Regions from separate parts of the Homo sapiens genome. Here region 1 is linked to region 2. Evidence: read pairs that join two places in POLR2A ChIA-PET (ENCODE). Cell type or tissue: GM12878. All regions are shown on one strand. Region 1 overlaps EPHB1 (EPH receptor B1). Region 2 overlaps EPHB1 (EPH receptor B1).

Region 1 (8,000 bases), 52 kb before region 2:
ATGCAGGGTCCTTGATACAAATAAGAGAAACACAATCCCCCAGTCCACAGCTCCCTTCCTTCCCTCTGCCCTTTCCTGTAAGCACAAAGCCTCAGAGCCTTTTCTTCCCTGGTGAGCCTCAGATTGCCCTCTGAGGGGCTGTGTATTATCTGCTGGTTCATAAGCAGCTTAACATGTCAGAGCTCTCTGGAGAGATGGAGCTGCCCCTAGAGGGATTAAAAAGGAGGTGGTGATAGTGGACATGGAGTCCTGTGCAGAGGGACAGTGCAGAAATGTGTAACCACAGAGCCACCAGAACCCCAAGAAGAAATAAGGTATAAAAACACAAGAGAGAGGGTCATTTGTGAGAGACAGTTGACAGAAGTTCGATATTCCTGAAAACACATGGTGTGCTTTAAAGGATGGTTATTTTTAGCAAAAGCCAGTCTCAGAAGTGGAGGCAGATAGTGGCCTCCCTAGACCTGAGTTCTAATCCCAGTGCTAACATTAACTAGCCATGGCTCTCTAGACTGGTGCCCAGAAATGCTCCTGGCGGACCCCTCTCTGGATAAATGAGGCAGTCTCTCAGCATCTCCATACCACTCACTCCAGCAGTTTCAGACCCCAGAGGTCTTCATGGGAAGACGTTGGTGAAGAAAACGATGGCATTAGGGCCCCTATTGGACTCCTGACGTGGTGATGTTCCCACTACCCACCCCACCTCAGTAATAACCATATGATGTCTCTGTCATCATCTTTGATAATACATATATATTAAGTCATGGATGACCAAGTTCAAACAAAATCCACCTAGGGCAGCTCTCATGCATGGGACGCTGCCAAATCATGATCAGTAGCTCTAACATTGGCCTGGAAGACTCAGGATTATTTGCTCAACACTAGTGGAATTTGGGTGCTTCTAGCCCTGTGTCTCAAAGGCAGAAAGGATCATTATGCAGAGCACAAGGGGGTTTGGAACCCAGAACTCCCGCTTGCCATCCTCTGCCGCCTCCAGAGCCCAGCATCCTGGAGTCCATGCTGCAGAGGGGCATCCTTCCAGCTCCCTGTGCTGTTGCTCATGCCGGTGTCACAGTCAATTACAGACAGCCAATTACATCTGATTCCTCTCTGGGGGTCGCTGGGTAGGGCCGCCATGGGGAGCAGAGGAGGCCCGAGAGGTTTCTAAATGAAGTAGCCTGTTGGGAAATCCTATTATGAAGCTCATGTTACAGGGCTGCGGTGTTAATGACCCTGGCCTCCCCTGGCCCTGAACACAGCCGGTCTCCCTGGAGCTTGAGAGGAGGCTATCTGGGCTGTGGTTTCCCTCTCACCAGCCAATAGCTGATGGGACTGAGAGAGCAGAGAGGGCTCCTTGGTGCCCTTGAATGTGGCTTCCAGCACTGAGGCCTCACACACACACACACACACACACACACACACACACACTCCCTTGTGTTCCTCACCTTCTCTTTCAGCAGCTCAGGATGAGGAGGCAGGGGGAACCCAGAGCTGGGACCAGCAACCCTAAGGGAGATGGAAGCAGGCCCCGAAAACCTCTTTTTCCAAGAAGAGCTAAATTAGATGTATTTTTTCCACTTTCAAATCCTGCAAATTTTTCATCTCAACTCCCCCAGGCTTATAAAGTGGCTCATCTCAGCTGCTCAAGCTGACAAAGGTGCAGAAACTGTTGAAAGGTTCAAAATGTCCCCTGGGTTTCCAGGCATGAAGGAATTTACATGTAGGTTTTCTTTACTAAAGAAAAAAGTCCCCACTTGGAGAGGGCGGAGGAATGAAGAAGCAGCCAGGAAGGAGAGGACAGCAAGCGTCTGACAAGAGGAGAGCCTAAGGCAGTGCTGGTGGGATCACCAGCCATAACTTGCAGAGAGACACCAAATGGGAAGACAGGCACATCGAGAGCTGTTCTGTTCTTCTGTTAGAGTTGTAAAGGCCCTGCCAATGTCCAGAGTTAGAATGGTCATAGGTGATCTGAGAGCCTTCTGGAAAACCTACACAGATTCCCAGTTAAAGTCATGCATCCTCATTCCCAGCCCCAATTTGTAGGCCTGAGCAGAAAATAGGAGTCCTGCAGGTTTGATCATGCTGCTGGGACCAGTAGTGGTACCCCTGGCATTCTTAAGACAGTACCTAGGGACCCAGCTGGTGCTGGCTAGCTGCAGGGATGTTTGTTTCTATAACACCCAGACAGTCAGTCTTCAGCTTCTGCCCCTCTTTTCCCTGCCAAGAGCCCTTTTCGGGCTTTATCAGCTGTGCCATCATGTTGATACTCTGGGTTGTTCAGGGCTGCCCTGTATGGCTTTCCCCAGCCTCCAGTCTTTATTCAAGGGGTAGTGATGCTCGGATACCTTCCTCCTGGTGGCCTGTAGGCTTTGTTCTTGGTCTACCCAGTTGCCAGCCTGCTCCTGCAGTCCCCTCTCCCAGACTCCTTCTTCATCCCCTCAGGCACCCAGGTTCATCCTGTCTACAAATCCCAGTAACCCTATAATATCTTCAGTGACCTACCCTGGGGTCCCTTTCTTCTGGACACCAGTCACATACATGGTCCTGGTCTGCTGCTTAGAGCTGGGGTTCTTGGATTTTTTAAAATCCCCATGTTTGGGCCATATACGAGACTTATCACCATCTCAGAAGGAGGCAACTGGGGATGTCACTTTGTAAAACCTTTCTGAGGGCTCTCATGCCTTCCCTGGGGTCAAAAATTGCTGGTTCTGAAGACCATGGCTCTCTTGGGCTTGGAGAGTCTTCTCTCTCCACTTGGTCCTTCATTTCACAAAGACCACCTGCCTAGACCACCTGGCTTAAGGCAGGCCATGTGAGCCATAACATTCAAACATGTGTTAACTTGCCCTTTGATCAGTTGAGGAACAGTGGCTTATTCCTCTCTGCTGTTTTCACTTGTCACTGCTTGGTGGTCATGGAGCTGGGCCTGGGCAGATGCAGGAAGGTGATGACTGGGAATTCAGGATTCCTGCTGACCTGTGTCTCTGGATGAGGGAGTCCCATGCCATCTTCATTCCAGAATCTTATTTTCTTAATAAGGGTGATTCAGAGCTTAAGGACAATGACACCTAGCAATATGTAGCATGGCATGGCTTAGAAAATATTCTCATATCCATTTTCACACACTTTGAGAAGTAGGCAGAGAAGATATGACTGTCAATGAAAAGGGACTTACCTAAAACCACGTAGCAAGTTTGCAGCAGAGCCAAGACTAAAACCAGCCCCTATCTTTAGGTTAGGTCTCTTGCACCCAAGCATACCCCCTTCCTCTTTCATCCACCTGCACCTCCTGTGCATGACAGCCCCAGACAATGAAGGCCTAGGCACCATAAGTTGGCACGTGCCCTCTGTAATAGCAAGCTAAGGTCATCCTGGGGCAGGGGCAGAGGCAAGAGAGGATGGCAGGGAGAATTATGCATAGCATTGTCATTTTCTGAGTCCCCAGTGTAGCTAAAGAGGCAGCCTAATGAAGCAGCTTCTTCTGGAAACTCCAAGGACTATGTCCTGGGAGGGAAAGCCAAGCCCTCAGGCAGCACTCAGGGGAAGAACAGATCCACATATGCATAGTGCTCCAGCTAGGATCTGGCCACTCAGGGGTTGTCACAGAAGATATGACAGTCATATCTTCTCTGCCTATTTCTGAGACACCCCCATGGTCACCCTTATGGGATACTGCAGCCCTCGAGCTTCTAGCACATAGATAAGGAGCCTGCCCCTGCCAGGTTCCTTCTAACAGCCCCAGCCTCCTCCCCTTCCTCCCTGCAGTCCAACTTCAGCTAAAGCAATATTTTAGGCTACACAGTAGAGAGAGAGAGAGAGTCTGCTGAGAGCCAACTCGGCCTCCCTGGCACAGGAAGAGCCAGGCTGCATGGGACCTACACAGAGAATAGACTTAGCCACCAACCTCAGCAGGGAAGAGGGGAGAAGGGAAGACAAAGCTATGATTTCTCATTAATCCTCTACACTATGAGCATAACTTGAAATTGGGGTAGATGGGGCATTTTCCTAGTAATTAACAATTTTATAAAGACAAATGCATGATGAGGTCAGAGTCACTAGTGAGATGAGGTCAGCAGGCCAATGTGACTCTGCCTGATGGGACCAGCCTGTGTGTAAAGAAAGGATGTCCCAAGTCTTTGCTATTGTGAATAGTGCCGCAATAAACATACGTGTGCATGTGTCTTTATAGCAGCATGATTTATAGTCCTTTGGGTATATACCCAGTAATGGGATGGCTGGGTCAAATGGTATTTCTAGTTCTAGATCCCTGAGGAATCGCCACACTGACTTCCACAATGGTTGAACTAGTTTACAGTCCCACCAAATGTCCAACAATGATAGACTGGATTAAGAAAATGTGGCACATATACACCATGGAATACTATGCAGCCATAAAAAATGATGAGTTCATGTCCTTTGTAGGGACATGGATGAAATTGGAAACCATCATTCTCAGTAAACTATCGCAAGAACAAAAAACCAAACACCGCATATTCTCACTCATAGGTGGGAATTGAACAATGAGATCACATGGACACAGGAAGGGGAATATCACACTCTGGGGACTGTGGTGGGGTTGGGGGAGGGGGGAGGGATAGCATTGGGAGATATACCTAATGCTAGATGACACGTTAGTGGGTGCAGCGCACCAGCATGGCACATGTATACATATGTAACTAACCTGCACAATGTGCACATGTACCCTAAAACTTAGAGTATAATTAAAAAAAAAAAAATTAAAAAAAAAAAAAAAAAAAAAAAAAAAAAAAAGAAAGGATGTCAGGAACAGGCCTTAGGCCAAGGAGCCCTCTAGAAAATGCATGAGCCGCTTGCCACACATCCTAATGCGCAAGTTCTCCCCATAGCTTCCTCTACTCCCCTCTCACCTGTTCTCTTCTCACCACCCACGCTCTTCACAACAGAAACAGCTCTAGGCCAGGACCACTCTTTGCTGGCTGTGCTGTCTAATTGGTCTCCAGGTGCCTCTGCACAGCCAAGCGACTGGTCACCACGACTTTGACAGGAGACGGTTTCACAGAAGCAAAGTGAAAGCCAAGAAAATACAGTTCCCTGGCCATAATGAAAGTCTGTTCTGTTTCCATGCAGGAAAAATAGCATGGAACCAGAAGCGGAGAGATTATTCTTTCTGCCACCCTACAAAGTCCCAGTTTCACATATGCAGAAAAGATATATCAAATCAGCACAACTTTATGAATCATAGAGCCATCAGCATTTGACCCAGCCAGGCTCAGAGGACATCAATTCTCAGGGCTGTGTTGGGAGAGAGTTCGTTGTTGAAGGCTCACTGTGTCTCACCTGCAATTCTCTGTTATCCACCATTCTCCCTGCTTCTGCCCTCATGATGATTGTGCTAAGTGGGCTACACCAAAACCATTGTGAATGGCCACCATGTCCATCTGGCAGCACTCCGTGAGCACCAAAAATGAGTGGAAAGCCTATCCCTGAAGACACACCATGGAGACCAGTAACAAGTACTTCCAAATGCACTTCCCACCCCCCACCAAAGAGTGCAGAGTCTTCCCAAGATCACCACTTTTGCTCGAAGGTCCCCTTGCCAGCCATCAGAGTCCAGTTACCTGCAGAGTTAAGGGCAAAGATTTCAGGGGATTCAGCTGAAAGTTCTTGAGACAAGGGCAAGGGGCCCTTCTCTTCCCTTTCAGGGCACAGAGTTCAGCCAGGATGCTGGGCCACAAGACCCAAGATGCCACTCTCCACGCTCAGAAATATTACCAAAATGTGGCTTCCCATGCCTCTGAAGAGGCAAAGTGATGGTGCCATGGGTTCCCCATTTCCTTTACCCTCCAATGAGTTTGCAATAAGTAGTTTGTAAAGTCAAGCCATGTTCACAATAGCTCAAGATTAGAAATGTCCAACAAAACTCAGGAGGGGATCGAGACTGGGAAGGAGAAATGGAAAGAAACAATTTGGATTTACATATTTGTCCTCACAGGCCCTCTCAGGACAGCCACAGGAGGTAACTGACAAGCTACACGGACAGCAGAACCCTCTAAAAAAGAAAAGTTCCAATTAGCCCAAAGAAATGAAAGCCTGTTCCCAGAGACCCAATTAAATCAGAACCAATCAATGCTTGCTCTGGTTCCTGCCATTCTGCTCAGGATATAATGAGAAAAATGAGAGTGCCCCAGCCAGCAAGTGTGGTGTGGCAGCCCTCTGAAAACCAAAGAAATCACCCACCATGCGCTGCTGCAAGCATGCCGGGAAGCTGCTGCACCTGTGCCTTTAAGAACTCAGCCTGGTGCCTTGGTCCCCACTTAGACCCTGCCAAATGGCAAAGATAGTGACCCATCCCAACCAATGGGACAAAGAGGAGGACTGTGGGACCAGGCTGGGATGGTTTTAAAACTGTTGACGTTGATGCATCAGTGGATCTAAGATCTGGCACTCTCTCTCCTTTGTTTCCACACAATCCGTCATGGGTACCAGGACCAAGAAATCCAATAAAGACACAAAGGCGCAGCTCCCTGTTCTCAGCAGGCCTCAGGAAGGCTGAGTGAGTGCTCTGGCCCAGGCAATTAGCTGAGTCCAAAGGATTGCAGAGCTGATGGCACTAACAAGCCTGCTTGGCACTTCAGCTGCAGGTGTCTGGGGAGCAAGGTAAGTGGGGAAGTAAACTGGCATAGGCTGGTCTGGTGCTCAGGCAGGGTGGGGGTGACATCAGAGAGGGAAGCTGGCAGGAGGCTCACAATGGAGAATAAGTTGCTGATACAGCCCCCAAGACCCAAAGGACTAAGGGTAACCCTAGGGGTACATTAAGGTTAAGGTGGTCATTTCTGAGGTCCATATAGGAAGGCTTCCTTGTAAAAGAATCAGGACCTTTGAAGGCTCCAAGCAAAATTTAATAAGGGAAAGCAGTCTTCTCTTCCCCAACCCTGGATTCCCCCACGTTCAGCTTCCATGCACTTAGACAATGCATAAGCTGAGGGGCCTCCAGATCCTTCTATTCACTCCCAGAGCAGACTGAGCCTGCAGCCAGTTCAGCACATTTATTGCCACATGTTGAATATGGGCTTTCTAGGGCTAGTGCTAGTGATGGCTAATATGAGCACACAGTATCCTGACATTTTCAAACTGCAAAGTTTGCACTACTCTGTGTCATTTAGAAGCAAAAGTTAATACAACACATGATACAGTCCCACTCCCATTCCAATAGTTTCATCTCCTTCCAGGGCCTGGCAATGAGCCCCTAGAGAAAGACAGCCAAGCCAGAGGGCTTTGAGTTAATGAGCTACACGGGTTCAGTACCAAGTTGAGTGCTGTGGGAGCTGGACTGAAATGAACTAAAATATTTTCCAAATTCAGTCCCTTCTCAATTACCCTTCAGTGAATTGTCCATGGCAACCCAAATTCCAAAGTCTCCAGCCCCAGAGCTTAGGGCTGGATGCAGGATATAGGGGTGTGTGTGTGTGTGAGTGTGTGTGTGTGTGTGTGAGAGAGAGAGAGAGAGAGAAGAGAGAGAGATAAATTCAACACTTCAACACTAAATATTATGGACTGGTTATTAAGTTATTTTCCACTGTTTGAAACTCTCCCCATCTCTTTCTCTCACCATGAATAATAAATATGGACAACCTGGTTGGACATGATTGGAAAATCATCAGGCCTAGCACTAGGAATGGGAGTCCTCAGAGCTTTATAATAAGCCATTAGACTATTTTCTGTTCCTGTATGACCCAGAATTATTGGTGGGGAAACCTTGCAGATCTGGCCCTGCCATAGATGGGCAGGAAGCAGAGGCTCCAAAGCTTACCCTTGCATGCCACGCTGTTCTCAGGCTCATAGCCAGGCTTGCAGGTGCATCGCCCAATAGGCACCATCCATTCCCCATCCCCGTTGCAGTAGAGTTTGATGGGCACGTCCACTTCCTCTGCGTTGGGGATGCATGTGCCCCGAGCAATCACCAGAGATGTGCTCTCTGCCCCTGTCATAGTCTCTGGAAACACTGCAAAATTTTGCACAATGCT
Region 2 (8,000 bases):
TGTGGTGTGCAGCACCTCAAAGGAGGAAGCTTGGAAATTTCTAGTCTCTAACCCTGCACCAGGAGGACTCTGGATTTAAGAGCAGGAGCATGTTGGAGGCCCGGAGAGGGGAGGCCACATTCTAGCAGGCTGGAGAGGGGAGAACATGTGGGGCAAACACTGACATAGACAATTATCCCTCACTTCCGAAATGCAATCAGTCAATGACATCTACTGTGGGCATGGCCCAAGACTTTACTGAATTTTTAAATTGAGTAATACAGCCAAGTTCTACTCTTTCTTATAAGATGTCTATTCTCTTTTTCTTTAAGATTTCCATCACCAGTGCTGGCTGGCTTTCTTGGTGGGGAGGGGGCGGGCAGGGGGGTCAGTCACTTTTCTTCCACTTCACGGGAGGCAGTTAATCTAATGTATGTAATGCAATGATGATAACTGGCAATCAGCAAAGCACTTGCATCCCTCTTGGCTGGTACCTTAGTGCCTGTGGGTCAAATTTGCATCTCAGCAAAATGACACGGAACTTCACTCTACAGCATTCAAATCTCAGTGTTAAATCTGGTAATGGCCAGAGACAACTGAGCTGTGTTTTCTTTATGTTTCACCAAGCACTTTGGGCCCATCTGCCCTTCCTTTAGAAAAATGATGCAAAGCTTTGTCTACCAGCAGAAGAAAACACATATCTACTTTATTTAGTGGACTCTTACCTAGCCAGCCATGGTGCAACTAAGAGAGCACTGGAGTTGAAGTCAAAAGATAAAGGTTCCAATCTAAGCTGTGTTGATAATGGCAATGTGGCACTGGGTAACCCACACAACCTCTCTGAGCCCCAGATTTCTTATCAGTAGCATGGATGCAATATACCTGTTTCCCACGTTAATTTGAAGATCGAATGAGGTACTTTTTGTGAAGTGTTTAACACTGCACCTGGCCCATAATAATCACTTATCAATGCTAATTATTATTATTTCTAAACAGTTGGATTCAGATATATGCCTTTTATAAATAGCACTTGTCTAGCCATTAGAGTTTATAAACTATTTTCACAGGCATTATCTTATCTTAGAAGACCATTAAGAGACAAGCATTGGCCCTACTGTTTGAGATCTCATTACACAAACTGAACACAACACCATCAGTTGAATGGTGGCTCAACTCCCTAGACCTCTGGGGTGATAGCCTCTGGGCTGCAAAGCAGCACAGGTCTAGGTAAAGTCCTCCAGCCCAACCCAGGAGCACATTCTCCAAGAGGGCCTTGGTTTACCACTGACCACACTGGCTGCTCTGATAAGTGTTATGATGGTCTGCTCTGGCGGCTGGCAAACTTCATATGTTAGGCTTTGGGAGCCATAAGATCTCTGTTGCAACTACTCAATTCTGCCATTGCCATTACCTCATGTAAGCAAACTATAGGCTGGATTTGGCCCATGATATATAATTTTCCCACCACTAGATAGTGAAGGGTTGTGGCCTGGACAAACATGCTAGAAGAATTTGATCAGTGATATTTAAAACTTGTCTTTTCACGTTTGATCACTTCATTCATTATTTTATTGTACAATTAAAAGAAAAAACTCTTACAGCTATCAGCATACCTATAAACGTCCACAAAAGTTTGTGTGACCTCTAGAATACCAGAAAATCACCAGCTGGAACCCAGAGGATACTCAATGAACAAAAATAAAATTAAATAAAATTTATATTACTAAGTCATCTAAATAGAGTGTACCTACAGAAGATGACTGGCCTAATTCTGATCTATGATGCTATCCCCTCGGGCTAAATGGTTTCAACAAAATTCAAAAAGGAATTTGAGTCCTTCCAAAGGGGTATAAAGGGAAACAGAATAAACATGGGGAACACAGGCCTCATTTGCCATTAATGAATTTGCAGAGGAACGTGTATAATTAGTGTGTTTGTCAGCTGGGTTTCTGTAGACTTGGCACATCAATGGGATCGCATCACCATGGGAGCGCTCAGAAGGGCCATGGGCCCTGGGCTCTCGGAAGAGTCTCCTCTGATCTTATGGAAACCACCAATCAGAGGTATGAGAAAGGAGATCAGCCAAGAGAAAATTCAATACTGCAAAATCAGGTGGCAGAGGAGTGAAGCTAGCAGATGGGCAAAGGGGGCTTCAGAAGGGAAGCCAACAGCAAGATGCTCAATCGAAACAGTCCAAGGACTGCCTGGGAATCATGGGGAAACGGCAAGGCTCTGTCTGGCTTTCACAGCTTAGAGGGCAGTTGGGAGGAAATGTCCACAGCAAGGCTCCTGGTCAGCACCAAGAGGAAACATAAGCCAAGAGTCAGTCCAGATTTGGCCAGACCTCAGCACAGGAAAAGAGGAGGCCAGAAGTGTGGTGTACTCCACAGGCCACACTGACTGGCCCTTGTAAAACCACCTCACCACCTGCTGCCTTTGCTCTTCCTCTTTTCCTTAGGCTTCCACTCCATTGCACCTTTTCCCAGCGGGTGGTCCCTACAGATGTGCTGGGCTGATGGATAAACCACATGTGCTTCCCAAAGCAGAATGCTTGCCCTGCCCCCTGGTTGGCAATGCTGGGCAGTCAGTAATGCCGGGAATGACAAGAGAAATGCCTGACATGCGGAAAGTGACAAGAGAAATGTGTGGAAGGTGTGGCGGGGAGTGGCTGCAGTGCGCACACTCCACAATCAGTTTGGTAGGCCAGCAGCATGTGGAAACTCACAGAGAAAATATGTCGGCTTCAGAGAGAGGCTCCTGGGGCCCCCTCAGCCAGCACTTTGGATAGCTCCAAAGAGGAAAGTGGAGGAAGGCTGATCCCCAGTGTCCATCCAATCTTCTCTACCTGCAACTTACAAGAGTATTCTAAAGAAACACTGCACTGGAGGTGGGTACTGATGCAGCTATTGGGGAGTGAAGCAGGACCCTCACCCACAGCCACAACCACTCCCACATGGTCTCAGGGGCTGACTCATGGTGACCAGTGCTGTGGAATCATGCCCCATTACTTTTGTTTTACAGTTTCAGCTCCTGTAGAGATCATTTGTCTCTCCAAGTGCAGTCCTGTGACTGGGCACTCTGCCACCTGGTGCAAAGCCCGCTCCCCTAAAAGGCCCCTGGTTAAAGCAGAGAAGTAAAAGAGCTAGGCATAGCAGACCCAAACAAGAACATTTTGTCAAAAACAGATCTCTTTCACCAACTAAGCTTGAACAAATTGTATAAACACTATATTTAGACACTTTGAAGGAATGTTTAAAGTTTGTGTTTCCTAAATGACAGTCAGATGTCTTCCCTGACTATCTGTGATCAGCTGTAGAATTCACTTCCCCATCCCATACTCGTGATCTCCAAGAGACTAGCTACTCAGTGTGTGTGCCAAAATCTCTCAGCCATAGCCCCTTGGTGAGGAGGTATTTCTCCCAGCTATGAACTTTTTCCCATGCAGAGTCAAACCATCCGCTGGCTCAGCAAGTGTAAAGCCCCAAAAACTGTGGGTTGTTGCTTCTGAGAAATGTCCACCCCCATGGTGCTTACCTGCCACCCCCCACCACAGACCACAGACCACAGACACACTGGCCCAGGCTGACACCCACTCGCAGGCACCCCTCCACCACCCTAGCAGCTGCCTGCTTTCACACGCTGCCTCAGAGATGAAAGCGACTATGTCCCTTAAACAGAAGAGAATATTTTGAACAGAGAATTAACAGCAAATTAAACTGGTTTCACTGTACTCATTCATGCACAAAATTAGTGTGGGAGTTAAACCAAGAAAAAGCAAACAGGCGATGTGTTGCGATAATCAGAGGGCAGAATCCAGCCTCAGAAAGAAATGTTCACTCAGAGGAGGAAAGCCTGGGAGCTACAGGCTCCTAATTGGGCAAGAGTGCTACCTCTTCTCCCACCTGGAGCCAGCCTCCTTTCCAGGGCTGGGGGATCCAAAAGGGCTTGGAGATCTCCTAGGCCAGCAGCAGACAGCCTCATGACAGGTAGACACACCCTCCTGAAAAGGCCCCCGGTGCTTGCCTGCTCTGCTCCCTGGGCAGCTGCTTGCACTGCCGCTGCACAATCAATGAAAAACATTACAGAAACAACCAATTAGGGCCTGAAATGCCTTCAGGCTTTTTCCTTCGTGGGCACATCTGGCTGCGGTGGGGTCACAGTGAAACTTCTCTCCTGTGGATTCACTGGGACCCAGAATTAGCAACAATGGAATAATAACCAGCTTTAGAACACCAAGCAATTTTTAATAACTTCACAAATCTTTCCTTCCAACTCTGTCTGGTTAATCTATTACCTAATTCTTACCTTTGATAGAATTCTTACCTTTGGTCCCTCCATTTACCAAGGCCCCATCATTCCCATCCCTAGAATAAAACCTGGTCCAGGCGTACACAGTCCAGGCTGGGTGGAAGGGAAGTATACATGAGTGGACAGTGAAAGGACCCCAAACTTCCAGCCCCAAGGACCTTCTGAGAAGGAGATTCTCAGAAAGGGCAGCAGCGATCCCAAGCAAATTCATTTTAATGACAAATGATGCTGCTAAAAGTGCCGGTGCTCACTGTGCACGTCAGCACATCCTAGGCCTTGAGGCAAGCTGAGGCTTCTCTCCTGGGCACACTGCTGAAGAGGCCAGAGAGGTTGGATGTGAAGAGTCAGCCTCTCTCATTCCATACACTCACCCTTGTTTTGCCAGCACCAGTAGGAGCTACCCTAAAGCTTCAGGGGATGCCTGGAATGCAGGAGCCCAGACTGGAGCCCTGAGCAGGCTCTCAGAGCCCTGCTCCTTCCAACGACCTCCAGATAAGCTCTTTGTTGTCCCCAGCTTGGCACGGAGCCACCCAGAGCTCCAAGTGGAGTGCCCGCACTTTTATTTCTATTTATTTTTAATACATCAAATAAGATGAGAGAAACATAAGTTTTAGTAATACCGAATATACAAATGGGACCTAGTACCCTCAACTTGGGCCATAGTCAGGACCATGTGTCCTGAAAAGCCTGCAAGGGCAACCTGCGGAAGGGTGGCCAGGGTGCCCTAACTCCATGTTCATTATCTGCATGGAATATGGCAATTTACAGATGCCTGGTGAAGAGCATTTCCAGGCCACATTATCTGGTTTAGACTAAACTAACCGTTATAGAGATGGAATAAGTGGCTTTCAAAATTGCTGCAAAAGATACTCAAGTCGAACCACTCTGATACCTTAAAGCATAAATAAAGCCCAAGAGCCTGAGGCTGCTGACACTCACCCTACTCCCAGTAATAGCTCTTCATCAGCCACACGAAGAGCTAAAAACTAGGATAATCTAATCAGATATGACAAGAAATTGGCAAAAATATCAAATAATCAAGAAGGCTATATGAAATACAGTTATACTTCCACTATCATTAATGATGAACCTTACCCTGAGTGTTTATTCTGCCTGCTGTACCAGCTAATGAGATGAAGAAGCCATTTTAATCATAGCAAGATCTGTTAAAATATTGTTTATTTCATCTTTATCTGATTTTTAAATAATTTCCTTTTATTGCATATATTAAAATGCACAAAATGCATTAGCACAGTAGCACATGCACACATTCACTATATACATAAATATAAAAGTCTTGGGACTGATGCTTGGTCTGGGATCCTGGAGTTTTGGAGACCACTTCCCATCTCACTGGGTGGCACCTTCCTCCTGCCAGTGACTCAAGCCAAAAACTTGTACACCCTCCTGGACTCCTGGCTCCCCTCTCTCATCCACTTTTCTATCACTTCTTCTCTGTCCTTCCTCTCTGAATATCTCCCAATAATTCCATCTATCTCTATATCCACTGACATTGCTCCCATACAGCCACAGCCCCCTCTCTCCTAGGCACCTGCATCAGCCCCTAACTACTGTCTCGCCCCCTTTCTTGCACCTCCCAAATTCACTCTTCATCTCACAGACAGGTCGGACTTCTATAAATGCAAATTTGATTATATCTGTCCCTTATGCAAAAGCTTTCAATAGCTGCCCATGGATCTCAGAGAAAAGTACAAGCTCCCTTTCCCTCCTCCTCCACATTGTCACTGTCATCAGCATCACAAATAACAAGTATTGCTCCTTTCCTATTGGCCAGTCACTGGTGCTGAATATGTCACATCCACTCTTTTAACATCCACAACCCCTTTAAGAGGTAGTTACAGGTACTGCGTTCACTTGACAGATGAAGATACAGAGGCTGAGGGAGTAGTCCACATTTCTACAGCTTTGCTCTGTCTCTGCCTCCTGCAGTTCTCCCTGGCCACCCACACAGCTCCCCAGAATTGCCCTCAGTTCCACCCCCATCCTCTCTCATGCCCAAGCTGCACCCATGGCTTCCTTTGCCTTGAACGCCACCATTCCTTTCCCCTGGATGACTCTTCTTGCCCTGCTGGCTGTAGCTTAGAGGCTGCACTCAGTGAGATGCCTTTCCCATATGGGCCACCAGTGGCTGCCAAGCCAGCAGGTGAGAAGCCTGTGGGGAAACCAAACTGGGCCCAAACCTGCCCAAGCCTCCAGGTGTAACTCTCAGTTTGCAGGATGTCCAGGGAACCAAGGAACCAGGAAACAACACCATGGGGATACAATCAGCAAAACCCAGACCCTGGGAAATGCTATAGGACATGTAGCCTGGTTTATCCAACAAATAAATTAAATGAAAAATAAGAAAAAATAAGAAGGGCGAAGGAGCCTAAGGAGTCTTTTAAGAGACAAATCAACCAAGTGTTACGTGTAGATTTTGTTTAGATCCTGATTTAAATAAACCAACTGTAAAACTTTTATGAGACACACAGGAAAATCTAAACACTGACTGGGTATTTGATAACACTAAAGAATTAGTGTTAATTATTTTAGATGTGATAATAATATTGTGGTTATGTTAAAGAAAGAAAATATGTACATATTAATGTAAAAATATTTAAACTATGCTCAATAAAATTATAATAAGATTTAAAAAGTTTTTTTTTTAAAAAGAAGTTCCACATCCCAAGCCCCAAGTGTGAATTAAATTAGGTACTGTATGAATTCTTAGAGTCCCCTAATTTTTCATCAGACCAGTCACCACATTTGCAACTAACAATTTCATTAACATCATTCTTCCCCATGCAACTGTATGCTATGTGAGGACATAAATGTGTCTGTTGGTCCATTGAGACCTTCCAACACAATGTATGCACACAACACCCTCCAACACACACCCATGTGCCTCTCACAACTACATCCACCTGTACCAACACACAAATGCACACCATGTACACACCCATGCCCCCTCACACCTACATACACCTGTGCTCACACACACACATGCACCCAGGTCCTCCTCACACCTACATACACCCATGGCCACACACAAATGCACACCACACACACTTGCTCTTATGTCCTCACATGCTTTTTCCCATCTCTCTGCCAGGTCTACCTCCTCACTGGGCCCCGTTAACCCAGGCAGGAGGGCAGGAGGAAGAGGAGTCATGACATCCTGGAGGCCTGAAGTCCATGTTATTTTAGATGTGTACTTAAAATATCCTGATTTCTCAGGACCAAGATTCTACCTCTCCACCCACCCTCTAAGCTGCCCTACCCACACACCACCAGTCTTATTCCTTGACTACCATTTTATTCTATTTATTCCTGGTTCCAAATCCTTTTTAGGTTATCTCTATTCAGCTATTACTACTACAAAAAAAATAAAAATAAAAAATGAGCAGCCAGCAAGCACAGGCACTTTGCTGGGACCACTAGGAGACCTAAAGATGTAAAAGGTAAGATTCCTGCTTCCAAGGGCCATGGCTTCTCAGCCAGAACAATCTCCATGACAGTCATCATGTCTGAGCACAACTGTGGCCTTTGCCTGCCATGACTCCCCAGCAGCCTATGAGACAGGCCCTATTGTCACATTTCTATAGAAGGAGAAACCAAGGCTCAAGAATCCAAAGCCTCAGTATATACTGCAACCAGAGCCCGCTTCTAACCAGAGTCTTATCTAGCCCCAAAGTCCATTCTCCTACAGTGGT

What was found. Peaks named below come from ENCODE experiments on the same cell type or tissue, not always from the same donor. Only the 100,000 strongest peaks of a DNase experiment are listed, where the experiment ranks them.
Region 1: POLR2A ChIA-PET joins it to region 2 with 7 read pairs; 1 of 35 experiments calls an interaction of 5 or more read pairs at or near these places.

Annotation. Positions count from the first base shown.
Region 1 is chr3:134,951,839-134,959,838 of GRCh38, reverse strand. It overlaps EPHB1 (EPH receptor B1), which reads right to left. Exons shown (of 16, transcript NM_004441.5): 3 at 7,787-8,000. Among named protein-coding and RNA genes, the nearest start is that of EPHB1, 160 kb to the right of the region's middle. RefSeq lists an enhancer at 2,859-3,108. In GM12878, no CTCF peak of the experiment used is centred here; a DNase peak (open chromatin) is centred at 3,218; H3K27ac peaks cover 2,808 bases.
Region 2 is chr3:134,900,013-134,908,012 of GRCh38, reverse strand. The region is part of intron 1 of EPHB1 (EPH receptor B1); the gene reads right to left. Among named protein-coding and RNA genes, the nearest start is that of EPHB1, 110 kb to the right of the region's middle. In GM12878, no CTCF peak of the experiment used is centred here; DNase peaks (open chromatin) are centred at 3,032 and 3,552; H3K4me3 peaks cover 1,335 bases; H3K27ac peaks cover 2,697 bases.